2 separate regions of the Homo sapiens genome follow, and region 2 is linked to region 1. The links are chromatin loops, found by intact Hi-C in ENCODE. Cell type or tissue: B cell. All regions are shown on one strand. Each heading gives the region's core, and the rest is flanking DNA. Links, peaks and the distances in the headings are about the cores only. Region 1 holds the start of PDK2 (pyruvate dehydrogenase kinase 2). Region 2 holds the start of MRPL27 (mitochondrial ribosomal protein L27).

Region 1 (8,000 bases), core at 1-8,000:
GGCTGTGTCCTAAGGCCCATTTGAGAAGCTGAGGCTAGTTCCAGAAAACCTCTCCTGACCCCTGCCTGTTGGCAGGCCCACTCCCCAGCCCCAGCCCCTTCCATGGTACTGTAGCAGGGGAATTCCCTCCCCCTCCTTGTGCCTTCTTTGTATATAGGCTTCTCACGGCGACCAATAAACAGCTCCCAGTTTGTATGCAGCTGCATCTGCTTCCACCCACTCCCCAGCCTTTACCAACCCCAGGTCAATGGATGATGATATCATCCAGCCAACACCTAGGTAGGATGAAGCCAGGTCTGGGGACTTGCGGGTTTGAGGGTAAAGATTGATGGAGGTGGCCAGGTGCAGTGGCTCACACCTGTAATCCCAGCACTTTGGGAGGCCAAGGCATGCAGATCACCTGAGGTCAGGAGTTCAAGACCAGCCTGGCCAACATGGTGAAACCCTGTGTCTACTAAAAATACAAAAGTTAGCTGGGCGCAGTGGCGCATGCCTATAATCCCAGCTACTTGGGAGGCTGAAGTAGGAGAATCACTTGAACCCAGGAGGCAGAGGTTGCAGTGAGCCGAGATCGTGCCATTGCACTCCAGCCTGAACGACAGAGCAAGACTCTGTCTCAAAGAAAAATAAAAAGATTGATGGAGGTGACACTGGCCCCTGCTCTCAGGAATCCTCTCATCTAAGGGTCAGTCATAGAGATCCAGAACAGAAGATGAGGGGTAAGCCTTGGGAGACCTGGATGAAACCCAGAACGCCTTCTTGGAGGACAGCGTGCTGACCCTGGGGAGGGACGAGCAGGCAGAGGTGGCAGTGTGCAGGGTCGGGAAGAGGTAAAAGCTACTCAGCTGTAGGAACAGGCAGTCCTGGCAGGCTGTGGAGGGAGGCTGGGTGCAAGGGTGGAGAGAGGAGAGCCCTTAGTCGGGCTGAATTCAGGTAAGAGCCTGCTTTCCTGCCTTGGTTTCCCCACAACCACCACCAGACGCCAATAAGAGATCAGAAGGTAAACCACTGATCCAAGGCTGCAGAGACTGAACTGTCACAAGGTCCAGCCTCCAGGAGCTGAGAGCTCTGGTCTTTCAGAAGCTCCTTGGGAGTGTTTGAGCGCCTGGCTTACATGGCAACAGCACGTGGATCAAGCCTTCGCTTTGCTTCCTGCCATGTCCTGGGTTCCCAAAGCAGCTTCCTCCTTTGCCCTCGGTTTGTCCCCTCCACACAGGCCTGGGGAATGGAGTAAGGCTGTTCCCCCTGTGACCTGGAATGTGGCCTAGGTCCTTCTGTTAATTTTCCTTAAGGCTGTGAACTTTGGCAAGACTTCACTGGAGGCTGGAAATTGCTACCCAGAGAAGCGCAGAGGTAGAAGCCAGGTCAGATATGCTCAGAGCTCACAGACCCAGGCTGTTCTGGGAGACCCACCTGATGCCTGGGTGCCTCCCAGCCTCCTTGTGGTGGCAGCTGCCTGCCCCACCTCCCTCCACCAGCGCTCAGCTCACAACAGGGTTCTGGGCCCAATGTCCGCCCCTTTCCCTCTCCTCACTTTCTGTGCCGGGATTTGCCCCTTCCCAGGGTGACTGACAATGGAATGTCCACTTTCCCAAGGAAAACCCTAGCCCCTACCCGGAGCTGCCAAGCTCTCAGAACCCAGTGAATGGAGACCACACTTTATTTTCTAGAATCTGGGATCCAGTTCTTTGGGCATAACATGTGTGGGTTGTCAAAGCTCGGCCCAGTCTTGTCCTTACAGCCACTTCCTGCTTAAGACAGGGGTGTTGACACATCCCTCTGGCCAGTTTCACAGACCCCCTAGTCTCCTGTGAGCCACTGCTTGAGGAAGACCCCCCCCACACACACACACACTCTTGAGGATAGGTCATTTTCAGAACTAGCGTGAGCTACATATTATGAAAGAAACATAACTGGCAGAGATATAGCAATGCCCACTGTAAAAGAACCCTCTGCAATGCCAAGTTTCTTGAGCTCCTTGGAGAGTCCCCCCCCACCAACCCACACTGTACATATAGTGGGAGATTTGGGAATCGGTGGGGGTGCAGTTTACCTCGGCATCACCTAACCAAACTTGACTATGATGTACCACATCACACCACTGCTGTTAGCACCCTGCAGCAGGCTCTGCAGAAAGAGTTCTTATCCAAGCACAGAGCCCACATTATGGAAGTCCAGCCTAAGGTGAGGGTCATGGGAAATCTCTTTCCCTCTCCTACACCTAGCCTTAGAGGCCACGGCCTTTTCCTTGTTACTTTAATTTTGACAATAACAGCAATAGCTACCATTTATTGCTAGGCACAGAAATAAGCCTTTTTTTTTTTTTTTTTTTTTTTTTTTGAGACCGGGTCTCAGTCAGTTACCCAGATTGGAGTGCCGTGGCACAATCATGGCTCTGGCTCACTGCAGCCTTGACCTCTGGGGCTCAAGGAATCTTCCTACTTCAGCCTCCCAAGTAGCTGGGACTATAGGTACATGCCACCACACTCAGCTAATTTTATATTTTTTGTAGGGACAAGATCTTGCTATGCTGCCCAGGCTGGTCTCGAACTCCTGGGCTCAAGCAATCCTCCTACCTCAGCCTCCCAAAGTGAGGGCCAGGTTTTTTTGTACATAATATTCTATATATTATTCTGTGCACTTGAAAACTGCACTCACCAGCATCATCAATCACGTCCTAATTGCTAGCCCAGTGGATGTTTGGTGGTTCTCTGGAATATCTCTGTGGTGTGCTCCTCTGCTTGCCCTGTCTTCTTTTTCACCCTGTCCTCCCTACTAGGTGCTGAGTACTGCCTGATGCTAGAGATAGGGCAGTGAATAAGACAGATACAACCCCTGCCCTGCCCTCACGGAGCTTAAAGTCTAGCGGGAAAACAGATCAGTTGGCAAACAATTTTCACTCAATTGATAAGAGCTACCATCAGCTCCTTTTAACCCCTCCTTCCTGGATTTGTCCAGGTAGCTTTCAGCCAATCCCTTTCCTCGACGAGGTACCTGTTTCACATGTCCTGATCTTTCCTTGTCCTCTCTTAAGGGGTCTTGTGGATTCCCAGTCTGGATGACAGTGACCCAGACTGCGAATATTTGCTAAGACCAGGAGATCTAAGGAGCCCTTGAAGGGAGCCTATAACCCAGCTTGGCAGGATCAAGGAAGGCTTCCAGGAGGAAGGGATGACTAAGCAGCTGAGACCTGAAGAATGGGCAGGTGAAGGTGGGAAGAAAGAATGATCCAGACAGAAGAGATGCATTTGCAGTGGCTTAGAGATTAGAGGCTGGTTCAAGGCAGCAGACAGGTATGGCTGGGAGCTGCATGGGGGAATGTAGAGAGAGGAGTCTGGAGAATTAAGCAAAAGTCAATCGACTTGTGACAACTGGAAAGGCTCCAGTAAGAAGAAGAGAGCCATTGATGGCCTAGCACAGTGCCTCATACCTGTAATCCCTGCACTTTGGGAGGTTGAGGCGGGCAGATCACTTGAGGTCAGGAATTCAAGACCAGCCTGGCCAACATGGTGAAACCCTGTCTCTACTAAAATTACAAAAATTAGCCAGGCATGGTAGTACATGCCTGTTATCCCAGCTACTTGGAAAGCTGAGACAGGAGAATCGCTTGAACCTGGGAGGAGAAGTTTGCAGTGAGCCAAGGTTGTGCCACTGCACTCCAGCTTGGACGACAGAGGGAGACTCAATCTCAAAAAAAAAAAAAAAAAAAAAAAAAATAGCCCATTGAAAGGCTGTGAGCAAGGAAGTAATAAGGTCAGATTTGCAGTTGAGAATGATCCCTGAGTCTCGGTTTTCTTATCTATGAAATGAGGCTAAGAATAATAAAATAGAGAATTAAATGAGATAATGCCTGTAAACAGTGCCTGGCATATAGCTTATTATTCATCCAGCTAAGAGGCCCTTCCATATGTGAAGCTTTGCTCTGTGAGGTCTGTATTACAATCACATTCAGTTATAGCTAATTATTTACTTATGTAGCTATCTCTGAAACTTAGAAATGAAATCATCGAGGAAAAAGGCCATTTCTTGATCCTGTCTGTGTTCCCTGTTCCCAGCATAAAGCCTAACACGTATTAGGCTAATGTCACCGAGCAAAGAAAGCATCAAAGTGGCGGGTCGGGCCCTAAACCCACGATGGGAGATACCACATTCGGCCACAAGAGGGCGCGTCACATTTTCTCCAAGAGAAGCTGGGCCGCTGATGAAGGACGGGCTCCGGGCCTCCCAGAGACACTTCACCTCCTGGGATCTTGCTCTAAGGAAGCCCGGTGCGAAGGAGGTGGCTTTCTCAGGTGGTCGCGCTAGATGTCCAAGGCTTTATGTTCGGTCAGATGAGCTGTATAATAAAATGAAAGTGTTAACTGGCATGGACGATAGCTGCTGCCTCCACCGCCACTAGTAGTGATGGTTTTTACTCTGGATGTTTTTCAGTTGGAAAAGCAAACTCCGCCTTTTCCTGAGCCGCTTGGATCTTTGTGGAAGCGGGTGGGCTGCATATATACAGGACGGATTCGTATAGGCTTGCACCCTGGTTCCGAATTTTGCAAATATTCGCAGTCTGGGTCACTGTCATCCGGACTGGGAATCCCCAAGACCCGTTAAGGGAGGATAGGTAACGATCATGACAGGTGAAACAGGTACCTTTGAGTTGGAGAAAAGGGATTGGTTGAAAGCTACCTAGACAACTCTGGAAAGGAAGGGTTAAAAGGAGCCTGCAGGTGAAGGAGATGCGAGGGGGTAGCAAGGGAAAGGCAGGCGTGGAAGAGGAAGCGAAAGGGCTGGCGGGGCTCTGGGAAGGAAGGGGTTAACCCGGGCTTCGCCCCGCGGAGGAAAGGGAGGAGTGAACACAGGGGAGGTGGGAACTCGGCGCGGCCTCCCCAAAACAACAGGCCGCCCCGGCAAAGCGTGGGTTAAGGGGGCGGGCCCGGGGGAAGCCACGTGCCGGGGCGGAAGGCTATTGGTTCGCCCGGAGTTGTTTGTGAGTGGCCATTGGCGACGTCGAGGCGCCATGACGAGCCGATTGGCTGGGCGTTGGAATGCCCGCCAGGGCAAGGGTAGGGAGGAGGCGGCCGAACCGCGTCGCTGGGCCGAAAGGTGCGCGAGCGCTGCCCGCGCGGGGACCACAACCAAAGTCGCGGCCGCCGCAGCCATGCGCTGGGTGTGGGCGCTGCTGAAGAATGCGTCCCTGGCAGGGGCGCCCAAGTACATAGAGCACTTCAGCAAGTTCTCCCCGTCCCCGCTGTCCATGAAGCAGTTTCTGGACTTCGGTACGGAGTGGGCGGGAGGCGGCTGGCAGCGGAGGCCGGCGGGGCGCTGGGAGGGGCAGCCGGGGGCTAGGGGGACGGAGGAGAAGAAAGGCCCCGAGTGACAGAGAAGGGTTGTTTGGAAAGGTACAGGCAGGAAAGAGTTAATGGGGAAGCAGGAACCGGCCGGGGCCTCTCGACGGGGCTGCTGATGGGAATGGGGGGCATTTACAAGGACGGTCCCGAGGTTTCTTCGTGGGCCTCATGAAGGGTCTTGAAGAGTAAGGGGCAGTGAAGCTGTGATGTTACTGCAGGAAGGGAGTAGGGTGGTATCCAGACGCGAAAGGGTTAATGGGAGTTGTCCTCATGACTGGAGGAGTAGGGGCCCCTCCTCCCACCAGAGGAAACCGGGGGTCTGCTGGTGGGAGTGAGGAGGCAGGGTTTAGAGGTGCAGCCATCTGTAGAGAGACCTGGACTGGGCATGAAGGGTCAGACACCCCTGGGCAGAGGGTGAGATTAAGCCAGGGGCAGTTGGGGAAGGGGGCTCTTTCAGAAGATGCCATTGGGAGACAGTGCCCTGACTGGTAGACATCCACCCACAGAAGGAGCTGGACCCTAGCTGCCCCAGTGGGCAAGGACACTTGAAGATCAAATCTGTTCCGGCCTGGCAGCCTCTCCCCAGCTGGGCAGGGGCCCCAGGCACCGTGATGTGGAGTCAAGCCGCCTATACCTCCCTTGGCTGCCCCAGGGCTGCTAGGTCAGGATCGCCCACTACCAGCAACCTGGGGGTGGCCCTGGGGCAGGAGGGAGGCTGTGCCAACGTGGCAGCTGAAATGGGCATTGTGTGGGCCCTGTCTGTCTATGTGGTATTTCCATGGTGCCAGCTGGGGACTGGGGGTGGGGGGCAGTCTCTCAAGAGTTGAGTTGATAGTGCCTAGCTTGGGTTGCAGCTGCGTCAATGATGGGACGGGAACAGAGAGGTGGCAGCCGAGACATAAGGCACCTGTTCCTCAGGACTTGTCTGCCTGCACCCCTGCCCTGCCTGAGTCTTGAGCCTCCCCCATGTAGGAAAGCCTCCTGGGCCCACCCCTAGCCCCCAGCAGCTGTCCCCACAAACTGCACCCTAATTACAGAAACATCACAGCTGTGAGGGGCTCACAGTAGAGTTTGGTCAACTTGTAGTACTATGGGGGAAACTGAGACCTTCAAAAGGATGATGGCATGGCCTGGGTGACAGAGTTGGAAGCAGAGCCTGATGGACTGGAACCCAGGGCCCCTGACCCTGGGCCAAGGCCATATTCGGTCCCCCACCCTTTCCATCTTGACACCAGACAAGGACCGAGGCATTTGGACTCCTGTTCTCAGGCCCGTTTGCCCCATGGATGGGCATTAAGACACAGCAGCCCCACATGGGCATTCAGGCCAGGCTGGGTGAGGTGGGCTGGCCAGAGACAACACTGGGAGCCTGCAGTGGTGGTCTAGCCATAGCCCCCCTCAGCCAGAGCCCAGTCCTAGGTAGGGATGGGTTTCCCAGGCTCCTTTGTCCCCTGGAATCAGCCCCTCAAAGTGAGTGTGCTGGGAGGGAAGGAAAGAGAAGTGAGGTGACTGAGGCCAGAGGCAGCTCCAAATGGGCCCAGGAGTGGCCCTGTCCACTGTGGTTAAAGGCAAGCAGGGTTCAGCTGGGGATGAGGAGAGGATGACACCTCCTGAAGTGTTAGGCATGGGGTGTAGGTGTTTGAGCCCTGCAGGGGATGGGGAGCCTTGCTGTGTGCCCCGGGCAGGTCACTTGCTCTCTGAGCCCCCTGTTAATGAAGGGTTTAGCTGACCTGGCCGAGACATCCTTTGGCTTTCATAGTCTGTGGCTCTGTGGCTCACCCCTCTTTCTCCTGCCAGGATCCAGCAATGCCTGTGAGAAAACCTCCTTCACCTTCCTCAGGCAGGAGCTGCCTGTGCGCCTGGCCAACATCATGAAAGAGATCAACCTGCTTCCCGACCGAGTGCTGAGCACACCCTCCGTGCAGCTGGTGCAGAGCTGGTGAGACCCCTGGCTCAGTCCCTGCACCTCCCACTCCATCGCCAGTGTCCCTGGGCTCAGGGATGGCATCTCCAAGCTTTTAGCAGCTTTGAGGGTGGGGTGGGGACAGACAGGAGACACCAAAGCCCCAAGCGCTTGGAGTTGCCTAGGGTCACGTGGGAATCTGAGGCCAGAGCAGGACTGAGGTCAAGCTCCTAGTCTCTGTGTCTAGCCCTCTTCTTACCACCCACCTTTCTCTGGAAACACAGGATCCACCTAGGAAAGCATGGTTTTCACAGCCAAAACCCCAATTCAGGCTGATGTCAGCATTAGCCAGCAGCCCAGACCTGGAACTCCAGTAACTGTTAGGCAGTATTTATTTGGGGGTAACTTTTTGGGAAGCAGAAACAAGAAGTAAGTTTTCAAATACATTATATAACCCAAGCTGCAAGACAGACTGTTTTGGATGTTGGAAAATACTCAGATACACACAAGGATGGCACAGTACCTTCCCGAAGAGCTTTGGAGGGGCAAAGACCAAACGTTTATTGCGCACTGCAGCAGGAACAGAGGGAAAGGCTCAGCAGAGTTCACTCAAGAACTCAAGTTAAGTAACTGGATGAAATTAGCCAAAGGCCAGTCACGTGAAGAATAAACAAGGGTGTCCCTTGTCACTGGGCATGTAAATAGCTAATCCTCATTGACTTTGGTGGCACCCTTGCAGAAATCTTGGGCTGGTTCTT
Region 2 (10,403 bases), core at 2,404-10,403, 280 kb after region 1:
ACCTCTGTCAAGGACCTGCAGGAGGTGAGGAATCTAGGGTCATGTCCTGGGAAAACAAGATGACATGTTCAAGGCAGAACTCCAGAACTGGGAGGCTTCTCTGACCTCAATCCCTGGAGTGTCTACCTTCAGGGCACAGTAGAGTCCCTGAAAGAAGTCACTGGACCCAACAGCCCCTCTCTGGGGCTGTAGCCAACACCACCTACCTCCAACAGCCAGGAATGACCATCCAAAATGAGATTTTCTTCCCGGCCCCTCCACTCAAAGCCAAGCCTCTAAAGGTCCTGGCTGGGATGACAATAGAGTGGCCTGACCCCAGCCCACTCTAAGCCCTCACCGAGTATTCCTGAAGCCAGATTCTTTGCTACTGTTTATCGTTTGAGATAAATCAAGAACGAGAAGAGAATGTGGGCTTGGTGCGCCTAGCTCTTCAGGTGAGCGGGAAGAAGCCATTTGTTTCCTACTCTGCCCTACCACTGCAAAGACCTCGGTAGTCCAGGGCAGTTGGGGCCTGACTGAGCCTCTCAGAAGCATCTCCTGCCATCCCACAAGCTCTCTCTCTGCCCTAGACCTGGACAGGCAGGGAAGAGGGTTTCCTGTGGCCACCTCTGGGGCTGCAGCCCCAGCTCCCTTGGCATGTGGCTACAGGAGAACATGACTGTGTTGCTTCCTTTACTGGCTGCTCCCACCCCTCCTCCCAGGGCCCAGCCCTTGGCCTTTTTTGGGATCTAAGAGGAGAAGCAGCAATGACACCCTCAAGCACAAGCTCCCCTCCTCCCCCTCTGGAGGACAGTGCCAAAGCAAGTCCCTCCTACAAAGTCCCCCCTTCTCATTTCCTCACTCAGATATGTTCTTTCCTGCTTTGAGGCTCCCCGTTGGTGTGCACTAGAGAACCTGGGTAAGGACCAACAGATCACCAGGCAGTTCCATCCAGGTGTGTCCCTAAATAGCATGCGTTCATGACGCTGGCTCACTTTATTTTTGGCCCCAGGTCAGGTCTCCCAAAGGGTTTCCCAGCAGTCACTTCAGAGTCTCCTGCAGAGTCACCATCAAGCAGACCTCTTCCTCGGGAGGCCGTGTCGCCACCCCAACCCTTGACTTCTGGTATCACCATCTCCTGTCACCTGGGCTCCAGTCTCTGTCCGATGGCCTCAACAGGACATCAAAGCATAGCTACCAGTTTGAAGGTGCCCTCAGGCTTGGCAGGAACCACGTGGACAAAAGTCTTGTAGAGCACAGCACCCTTGGGCAGCCTGGTGATCAGATCCACAGCCTCCGTGTTTCTGGGATGAGGCACGTAGACCTCCTTAGTGTAGCGGACTATCCCCTCTTCCAGGGCATACAGACATTTATTCTTCCCAACACCCACCTGCAACACACAGACCTGGTCAGCTGGTCAGCTGGTCAGCGAGGTGGTCCGTCCCAGAATTTTGGGACAGACTTCTCACACAGAGCCGGGCCCTGGGGCTGAAAGGGTGATCAGAGAGCTCCATCTCAGGTTCCCTTTCCCACTGGCTAGCACGTCCAAACCTTCTGCTTCTTTATTGACTCATAACAAATGAGGGAAAAGAAAGCTCCAACAGCCAACATGGGCCACTGCTCAGTCCCAGGGACTGTTACCTGGAGCCATGTCTATGCAGCTGGTCAGAAGCCACACTGCACAAATCCCAAAACCCAGGAAGATGCCCTAAATCTTCACTTAGACTTAAACAACACTAGAACTGTCATATTAAAACACTAGTTTGATGTAAATTTTCATTTAGATAGTGATCTATAAAGTTTAGGCTCTATGGAAAATATAAACCAAAGCTATATGGATAATGCATATGCTAATAAAACAATCATACTACTGCATTAGCTAATACCCATGTAAGCCCTTTAATACACATTAAGTCATTTAATTCTCACCTAGTGAAAGAGGTATTATTTCCAACGCCACTTTTCAGATGTGAAATATGAAGCAGAGAGATTAAACTGTGTTGTATATACAGTTTTTAACCATATTTTTTAGCTTTTTCTTTTAGAACTTCAGGCTGGGTGTGTGGCAAATTTTACCCAGGTAGTCCAGCATTATTCTCTGTCTCTCTGATTAAAAGAATGGGCTCTGGAGCCAGGATGCCTGGTTCAAATACCAGCACTGCTACTTACTCCTGTGTGGTCTTAGGCAAGTTACTTCACTGTGCCTCTATTTTTTCGTCTGTCAAATGGGGATAATATTAACTATTTTACAGGGTCATTTTGAGGATTAATGCTCAACAATCATAAAGGGCCTAGAATACTGTCTAGCTCAAAATGTGTTAGCTTTGATTATTATTGTTGACATAGCCACACATCTAATGTCTTAAGTTCTAAAAGGTAAAAAGCTACTACATACATAATCAATTCACATACAAATTAGCATCTTTGAAATAAATACAGGTTACTATCAACCTTTTTGTACCTACTAAAATTATCGAAAAAGGGGTGGGGGAGGGGAAACTGTTTACAAAGGCAACTAATATTTAAAATAATGTGGAGAGTACAGTATCGTTATGTCTCTGTAACAAAGAACTGTCCTACCCTATAAAAATGATGCCAACTTGCTGAAACTGAAATCCCCACCTGGTATGAACCTAACTCCTGGCACACTGAATTCTATTTCATTAAATTCAAGCTATCTTTCAACCATCTGCAAGTAAGTTTATACAAAGGAAGAAGTCTTAGAATAATGAAAAACTAATAAATTGAAATTAGTTTCCCAAGACTAAAATAATATTTTAAATCACCAGGTATCTTGTCCTCCAAGAACTGAGGGTTAGAAAGGAGAACCAAGAATACCAGGCCAATGCAACACCAGGGCAAATCATAGTGATCTGGGAGTTAGGCAGACCTGGTGCAAATCCCAGCAGTCACTTGCTCCTTCCACCCCGTCTAGGTCTCTGGCATTTCACCTTACTTACAGGGATGTGGTAAGGAAGAAATGAGATCGTGTAGGCATGGGAATCAGCACAATGCTTGCCATTTGGTAAGCACTCAATACATGCAACTGTTATTACCATGCTTAGGGGCAAGGAGAGGTCAACCTAGAAAAGGAAAAAGGGGGGCAGCAACGGAGCAACTCACATGGGCACCTGGGTGCCAGCGGAAATGGCGCTGTGTTGCAATGATGTTCCCAGCATGAACATAGTGACCTAGAAGAGAAGTCCACAGTGACTGGGGCAGCATAGCAAACTACCAAGAAAACATGATGGCCCAAATGCTGCACACCAACCTCCAAGCCTGCCCCTGGCCAAAAACAACTCCCAGACAGTCCAACACAAGCAGCGCAGGATCTGCCACCCAGCAGCTCTTGTCTCTAATTGCATGGTTATGGCTCACACCCACCCACTCGATGACCCTTCCTCAGGTCTTATCCGTTCCTTTAAACTGGAGCCAATTATGATGGTAAGGAAGAACAGGGCCAGGCACACGCAGGGTTCTTCTGCTCTCCTAAGGAACATGAGGACAGGGTGCAGCTAGGAAGGGGAAGCCAAGGCACATCCTCACCTTCCATTTTCTTAATGCCTTGGCGTCTGCCTGATGACTTTCCACCGAGGTTTTTGGAGCTACCACCCGACTTCTTGGATGCGTATCTGACAGCAAGAGCTGTAGCCGGAGTGGGGCTTAGCAAGGATGTAACTGCAGAGAAAACAGAAACATTGTTCAGACAGACAGGCTCAAACTATTTCTGCCTCAATGGGCCACATGCTGATACGTGAGAGGCGGTGGGGAGATGAGAAAGCTGTGTCAGGGGAGCAGAAGTGCCACTGAGTGTATTAGTTCTCAGGGAATACCTCTAAGTCCTTGGCTTTCTCCTTTTGGGGGAGGGGGCGGGGGAGCAGTGAAACACAAATGGAAAAAAATAAACATCATGTGTTCTGGGTTCTGACACATTCAGTCTAAATGTGCTGAGGAGAAATGGACACCAGAGAGCTGCCTGCTTCAGAGGCTCACTCACCCTCATGCACCACGGAGGGGCCAGAACAGACTTGGGGAGCCCAGTACATCCAGAAAGGCTTCGGTTTCAGGCTCACCCACGACTTTCTTTCTTTTTTTTTTTTAAAGACGGAGCTTCACTCTTGTTGCCCAAGCTGGAGTGCAATGGCATAGTCCTGGCTCCCTGCAACCTCCGCGTCCCGGATTCAAGCGATTCTCCTGCCTCAGCCTCCCAAGTAGCTGGGATTACAGGTGTACGCCACCACGCCCAGCTAATTTTTCGTATTTTTAGTAGAAACGGGGTTTCACCATGTTAGCCAGGCTGGTCTCGAACTCCTGACCTCAGGTGATCCCAAAGTGTTGGGATTACAGGCCTCACCCATGACTTTCTCAGCTGTCCACTCATCCACTGCTCACCAAATACTAGTAAACCAAAAGGATGGCTGGCCTAAAAGTGGCTCCCACAGGGTCCTGGCCATTTCAGAAGGCTGGGCCCTTTCTTCTCAAAGCACATCAAGCAGAGGTCCAACCATGACCCACACACTGCCCTTGTTAATCTGACCTCTCCATACTCATTCCAAAGTGCTCAATAGCATTCATTTGCAGAAGTAAAATGAACTAAAATTCATACTAAGATGGTAGTCCCTTGCTGTATGACAAGCCTAGGGGTGCAACTCCTTGCCTGCAGGTCTCCAGACACAGCCATGATTTAAGGTCCATGCCAGTGTCTTTAGAGAAGCCTTGTGGGTCTCTGGAGCCTATAAGTTCAGAGTTCCTGAAGCCTGGGTTTCTGACATTTCCATGACACCAGAGACTAGCTGGGGCAAAGGACCAGAGATAAGGACTCAGAAAGACAACATGTTAAAACATGCCCGGCGCCAGGATCTACCTACCTTTAAACATCTATTCATTCATTTACATACTTACTAAGCTCAGGAGCTGGGCTTTTACTTTACTTACATTATCTCACTCACAAATCTTTGCTCTTCACCCTACTCCCCATCCTCCTCCTCAAAGTAAATGGTACCACCATTCATCCAGTTGCTTAGGCAGAAACCAGAGTCATTGCAGATTCCTTCTCTTTGCTGTCCTCACATATTGTTCACCAGCAAGCTCTGTGGATGCTAACTCCAAAACAGATCTCAAATTCATCCGTTTTCCTCCAAGTTCACTGCCACCACAAACATCTTGGCTAAATCATCTCTCCTCAGGGCTATTACGACTTTCCATTTGATTTCCTCATTTCCACTCCTATCCCCTTTAAATTTACATAAGAGCAATAGTTTGCTTCTCAAAATGTAAAACTGGCTCAAGTCACTCTCCTGTCCCTCACTCTACACAGGTCTAGGTCTCCTGTCATTCTTTTTTTTTTGGGGGGGGGGGATAGGGCCCCATTCTGTCACCCAGGCTGGAGTGCAGTGGTATGAACATAGCTCACTGCAACCTCGACCTCCCGAGCTCAGGTGATCCTCCCACCTCAGCCTCCTGAGTATCTGAGACCACAGGCAAGCGCCACTACACCCAGCTAATTTTTGTATTTTTTGTAGAGATGGGGTTTTGCCATGTTGCCCAGTCGGTCTTGAACTCCTGGGCTCAAGCGATCCGCCCACCTAGGCCTCCCAAAGTGTTGGGACTACAGGCGTGAGCCATCACGCCCCGCCTGTCATTCTTTAGGTTTTAAATGTTATCTCCTCAGAAGCCTTCCTTCACCGTCCAATCTAAAAAAAGACACACACACAGACACACATTATCCTTCTTCACAGCACTTGCCAGTCTACATCTACTTTATATGTTCATTTATTGCCTTATGCACCAGAGAGAACCGTTCGGGGGCTAGAAGCCAAGTCTTCACGTTTTCTGCTGATTTTCCGAACACCTACCGCCGTGTCTAGCACAAAGTAAGACCTCAATCTGCTGAATCAATAGATTAATTTTTTCAACCCCAATATGCCAATGTTACTAATACTTCTACAGAGAAAGGACCCACCCAAATCCCCAACCGCCAAGGAACCCGTCCGTGCTGCTGAGGCAGGAGAAAGACAAGTGCTCTTCAAACGCCCTCACTCACGGCTCCACCCAGGATGTGTCACGTGACCAGCGACACCGTCCCTCAAACCTGGAGTACCCCACACACTTCCCCTCGCATCCAAGGTCCTCCGCGGGGATCAGTGTCACCTCCTTCCCTCCCTGCTGGAGCTCCACTCTGCCTCCCCGCCTCACCCCGCTCTGACTACTGCGTCCCATTACCGGCTGTCCGGGTCCTCAGCGCCAACACCACCGACGCCATGCTTTCGATCACTCACTTCCGGTCTCGAAAAGTTTCTACTTCCGCTATCAGGAGATCTACTTCCGGGCCCTGCGTGGCAGTTGAAAGAGTGGCGGGAGAAGTTGCAGGTGAGCGTCCCCGGTCGCAGGCCTGCGGATTGGGCAGGGCTTCCCTCCTGAACACCGCTCTGCAGAATCTTGGTGGCTAAGGTGTCCAGGAGCCTCTGCAGCGGACCGCCAGCCTGAGAGGCGCAGAGCTTGTCGGGCAGGGGCCCGCTTGTCCCACTCCCCTGATTTGCAGATGTCAACGGAGGCCCAGCGAAGGGTCAGAGATGAGGCCCCCTCCCTAGTCATTCAACTTACTCTACTTAGCCAGCTGTGTGCCAGATGCTGTACTAAGCGCGGTGGATGCATTATTTTATTTAATTCTCACTACCTTATAAAATGGGTGCTGTTACCATCCCTGTTTTACTAAGGAAGAAACTGAGGCCTAGGCAGGTTACATGTCTCCTTCTGGGTCATACCTACAGTGTTAGTAAATGTTCAAGAAATGATTAGCTTTGCATATGACCCAGCAATTCTACTCCTAGGTATATACACGAAAGGGATTTGAAAACATACCCCCACAAAAACTTGTATGTCAGTGTTCATAGCAGCATTATTCATAACAGGCAAAAAAAGGAAACAAATTAAATGTCCAAGTGATGAATGGATAAACAAAATGTAGCATATCCATACAGTGGAATATTATTCAGTCATGAAAAGCAATTAACTACTGATACAGGCTACATCATAGATAAACCTTGAAAACAAGCTGAGTGAAAAAAGTCAATCACAAAAGGCCACATAGTGTATGATTCTATTTATATGAAATATCCAGAATAGGCAAATGCATAGAGACAGATTTATGGTTGCCAGGAGCTGGGGAGGGAGGGAAAGGACAGTGACGGCTTAATGGCTGCAGGAATTCTTTTTGAGGTGATAAAATAGTGATGATGGTTGCACAACATTGTGAATATACTAAAATCTACTGAATGTACACTTTTAAAAGGATATTATGCTGTGCAAATTATATCTCTATTTTTATTTTTATTTTATTTTTCTTTTGAAGCAGGGTCTCACTCTGTCACCCGGGCTGGAGTGCAGTCGTACAATCACAGCTCACTGCAGCCTTGACCTCCCAGGCTCAAGCAATCCTCCCACCTCAGCCTCCTGAGTATCTGGGACTACAGGTGTGAGCCACCATACCCAGCTAATTTTTGTATTTTTTTGTAGAGACGAGTTCTCACTATGTTGCCCAGGCTGTTCTCGAACTCCTGGGCTCAAGTGATCCTTCTGCTTTGGCCTCCCAAAGTGCTGGGATTATACGCATGAGCTACCATGCCCAGCCTATATCTCAATTTTTAAAAAGAACAGTTTTTGGCCAGGTGCAGTGGTTCACACCTGTAATCTCAGCACTTTGGGAGGCCAAGGCGGGCGGATCACTTGAGGTCAGGAGTTCAAGACTAGCCTGGCGAACATGATGAAAACGCATCTCTACTAAAAATACAAAAATTAGCCAGGTGTGGTGGTGGGGCGCCTGTAATCCCAGCTAGGCTGAGGCAGGAGAATCACTTGAACCTGGGAGTGAGGTTGCAGTGAGCCAAGATTGTGCCACTGCACTCCAACGTGGGTGCCAGAGTGAGACTCCATCTCAAAAAAAAAAAAGAAGAACTTTTGACATCTCCATTTCAAACGTGAAGATAAACAAGGGGTTGGAGGTGTTAAATCTTGTTACCACCTCCCCCCATTAAAATTTTGTAATGGTAACTCTACTTTGTTTATACTTCAGCTTGACCTGGAAAGAATTTGAGGAGGATTCCTGTTAGATTACCAGGAGTTAGAGTTCCAGATTGAATGTGTTGGGGCCATGTCATATTTCTCTGTTTCTGTATTCTCTATATCTTATATTTATGTCATAAAGCCTGGCTATGGAACACAGCTAGTGGACTGAATTGAATGCTCCAGTCTGTGTCATATGTCTCTTTTCCTTTTAGGGAATTATTTGATAGCACATACTGATGGCTCTAAAGAAGTCATCACCCTCACTGGATTCTGGTGATAGTGACTCTGAGGAGTTGCCAACATTTGCCTTTCTGAAGAAGGAACCATCTTCAACAAAGAGGAGACAGCCTGAAAGGGAAGAGAAGATTGTAGTGGTTGACATCTCAGATTGTGAAGCCTCCTGTCCTCCAGCACCAGAGTTATTTTCACCACCTGTCCCAGAAATAGCTGAAACTGTCACACAAACACAGCCAGTCAGGTTGCTAAGCAGTGAAAGTGAAGATGAAGAAGAATTTATTCCTCTGGCTCAAAGGCTTACATGTAAGTTTCTGACCCACAAGCAACTGAGCCCTGAGGACTCTAGCTCCCCAGTTAAAAGTGTTTTGGATCATCAAAATAATGAAGGTGCATCATGTGACTGGAAAAAGCCCTTTCCAAAGATCCCTGAAGTTCCCCTCCATGATACCCCAGAGAGGAGTGCAGCAGATAACAAGGACCTGATCTTAGATCCATGCTGTCAGCTTCCAGCCTACCTGTCTACCTGCCCTGGCCAGAGCAGCAGCTTGGCAGTAACCAAAACAAATTCTGACATCCTTCCACCCCAGAAGAAAACCAAGCCGAGTCAGAAGGTCCAGGGAAGAGGCTCACACGGATGCCGGCAGCAGAGACAAGCAAGGCAGAAGGAAAGCACCCTGAGAAGACAGGAAAGAAAGAATGCAGCACTGGTTACCAGGATGAAAGCCCAGAGGCCAGAGGAATGCTTAAAACACATCATTGTAGTGCTGGATCCAGGTCCTCACATGTGTCTTTGTCCTGTGCTGAGTTATCTGCGTTCTGGACCCCCCACTGACAGTCCCTTTTCCATCTGTTGCAGTGCTCTTACAGATGGAAGGTGGGGGCCAGCTCCTAGGAGCACTGCAGACCATGGAGTGCCGCTGTGTGATTGAGGCGCAGGCTGTGCCTTGCAGTGTCACTTGGAGGAGAAGGGCTGGGCCGTCTGAGGTAGGAGTTTTCTGGCTGACATTTCCTCCCTCTCCTCCCCTTACAATTACAGGATAAATATGCTTTTATTTTAAAGGATACTTATCAGGGCCCCAGCAGGAAGACAGATGGCACATTCAACTCAGGGTAATTAAAAGAAGATTGAATAAAGGGACTGTTTGCCAAGGCATGGGCAGGGTATGAGGAAACTACCAGTGACAGCATGGTACCTCACAGTAATAACAGCACAACTTAGGTTTTTCGACCTCAGTATTGTTGACATTTTAGATTGGAGAATTCTTTGTTTTGGGTGCTGTCCTATGATGTGCACAATGTTTAGCAGCATTCCTGGCCACTATCTACTAATGTACCCCTCTCAGTCATGACAATAAAAAATGTCTGCAGACACTGCCAGATGTCATTTGTGGGGAAAAATCACCCCCGGTTGAGAACCATTGGCATAGCTGTTACCATCCCTATGCCTGAAGGGATGAGGGGAAGGAGTGGTTAACAGAATTCAGGAGAGAGAAATGGAGAGAGGACCACCTTGAGCGAAGCTATGAGCTGCCACAGAGGGGGACAGCAAACCCTAGGTGACCCCACTGGGAGGGAGCCAGGGGAAAAATACCCTGACTTCACTTTTCTCCTTCCCACTAGTCCTCTCCTCGGGTCCCTGCTGGTGACACCCAGCTGGGAGCCAGAAGACATGTGGGCCCTGTGTTTTTTGTAGAGATTGCAGAGTGTAGCTTGTATTTTTGGTAGAGACGGGGTTTTGCCATGTTGCCCAGGCTGGTCTTCAACTCCTGAGCTCAAGCAATCCACCTGCCTCAGCCTCTCAAAATGCTGCGATTACAGGTGTGAGGCACCTTGCCTAGCACTAAGATTCTTTTTTATCTCACCAGAAGCATCTTGTATAAAATAAGAAAAAAGATTTTTTTTTCCTCTCTTTGATTTCTTTTTTGGATCTGATAACTTTCTCAGTAACACAGGACAGTTCCCCACACTTTTTACTCTGGGGGTATTAGCAAGCCTTTATATTCATAGAGCAGCTTACCCTCTCAAGGCACTCCCACATTCTCTCTTGTGTTTCCATCAGTCATCCTATGGGGTAGGACTTCTCCCCACATCACAGGTGGGGAAACTGGGGCTCAGAAAAGTTA

What was found. A loop is a pair of places that touch in the nucleus more often than their neighbours do. Peaks named below come from ENCODE experiments on the same cell type or tissue, not always from the same donor. Only the 100,000 strongest peaks of a DNase experiment are listed, where the experiment ranks them.
Region 2: a loop joins it to region 1, with 4 times the contacts of the local background. A loop is called at or near these places in 3 of 110 quality-filtered maps.

Annotation. Positions count from the first base shown.
Region 1 is chr17:50,090,287-50,098,286 of GRCh38, forward strand. ITGA3 (integrin subunit alpha 3) reads left to right here. Exons shown (of 26, transcript NM_002204.4): 26 at 1-195. It overlaps PDK2 (pyruvate dehydrogenase kinase 2), which reads left to right and starts at 5,065. Exons shown (of 11, transcript NM_002611.5): 1 at 5,065-5,267; 2 at 7,137-7,278. The coding sequence starts at 5,150. It overlaps PDK2-AS1 (PDK2 antisense RNA 1), which reads right to left. Exons shown (of 2, transcript XR_007065842.1): 2 at 7,612-8,000. It overlaps LOC124904024 (a long non-coding RNA gene), which reads left to right and starts at 2,576. Exons shown (of 2, transcript XR_007065837.1): 1 at 2,576-3,293; 2 at 4,056-4,367. RefSeq lists enhancers at 4,224-4,433, 5,465-5,980, 5,981-6,496 and a silencer at 4,814-4,933. In B cell, for the core only: CTCF peaks have their summits at 4,164 (motif pointing right) and 4,363; DNase peaks (open chromatin) are centred at 4,165, 4,885, 5,795, 5,995 and 1 weaker place; H3K4me3 peaks cover 2,015 bases; H3K27ac peaks cover 1,332 bases; H3K27me3 peaks cover 336 bases.
Region 2 is chr17:50,366,930-50,377,332 of GRCh38, forward strand. MRPL27 (mitochondrial ribosomal protein L27) reads right to left here and starts at 6,255. Exons shown (of 4, transcript NM_016504.3): 1 at 6,202-6,255; 2 at 3,526-3,657; 3 at 3,103-3,170; 4 at 938-1,369. The coding sequence starts at 6,241. The coding sequence ends at 1,163. It overlaps EME1 (essential meiotic structure-specific endonuclease 1), which reads left to right and starts at 6,300. Exons shown (of 9, transcript NM_152463.4): 1 at 6,300-6,348; 2 at 8,256-9,054; 3 at 9,137-9,264. The coding sequence starts at 8,280. RefSeq lists a silencer at 3,844-4,005 and enhancers at 5,789-6,258, 6,399-6,618. In B cell, for the core only: no CTCF peak of the experiment used is centred there; a DNase peak (open chromatin) is centred at 6,152; H3K4me3 peaks cover 1,668 bases; H3K27ac peaks cover 960 bases.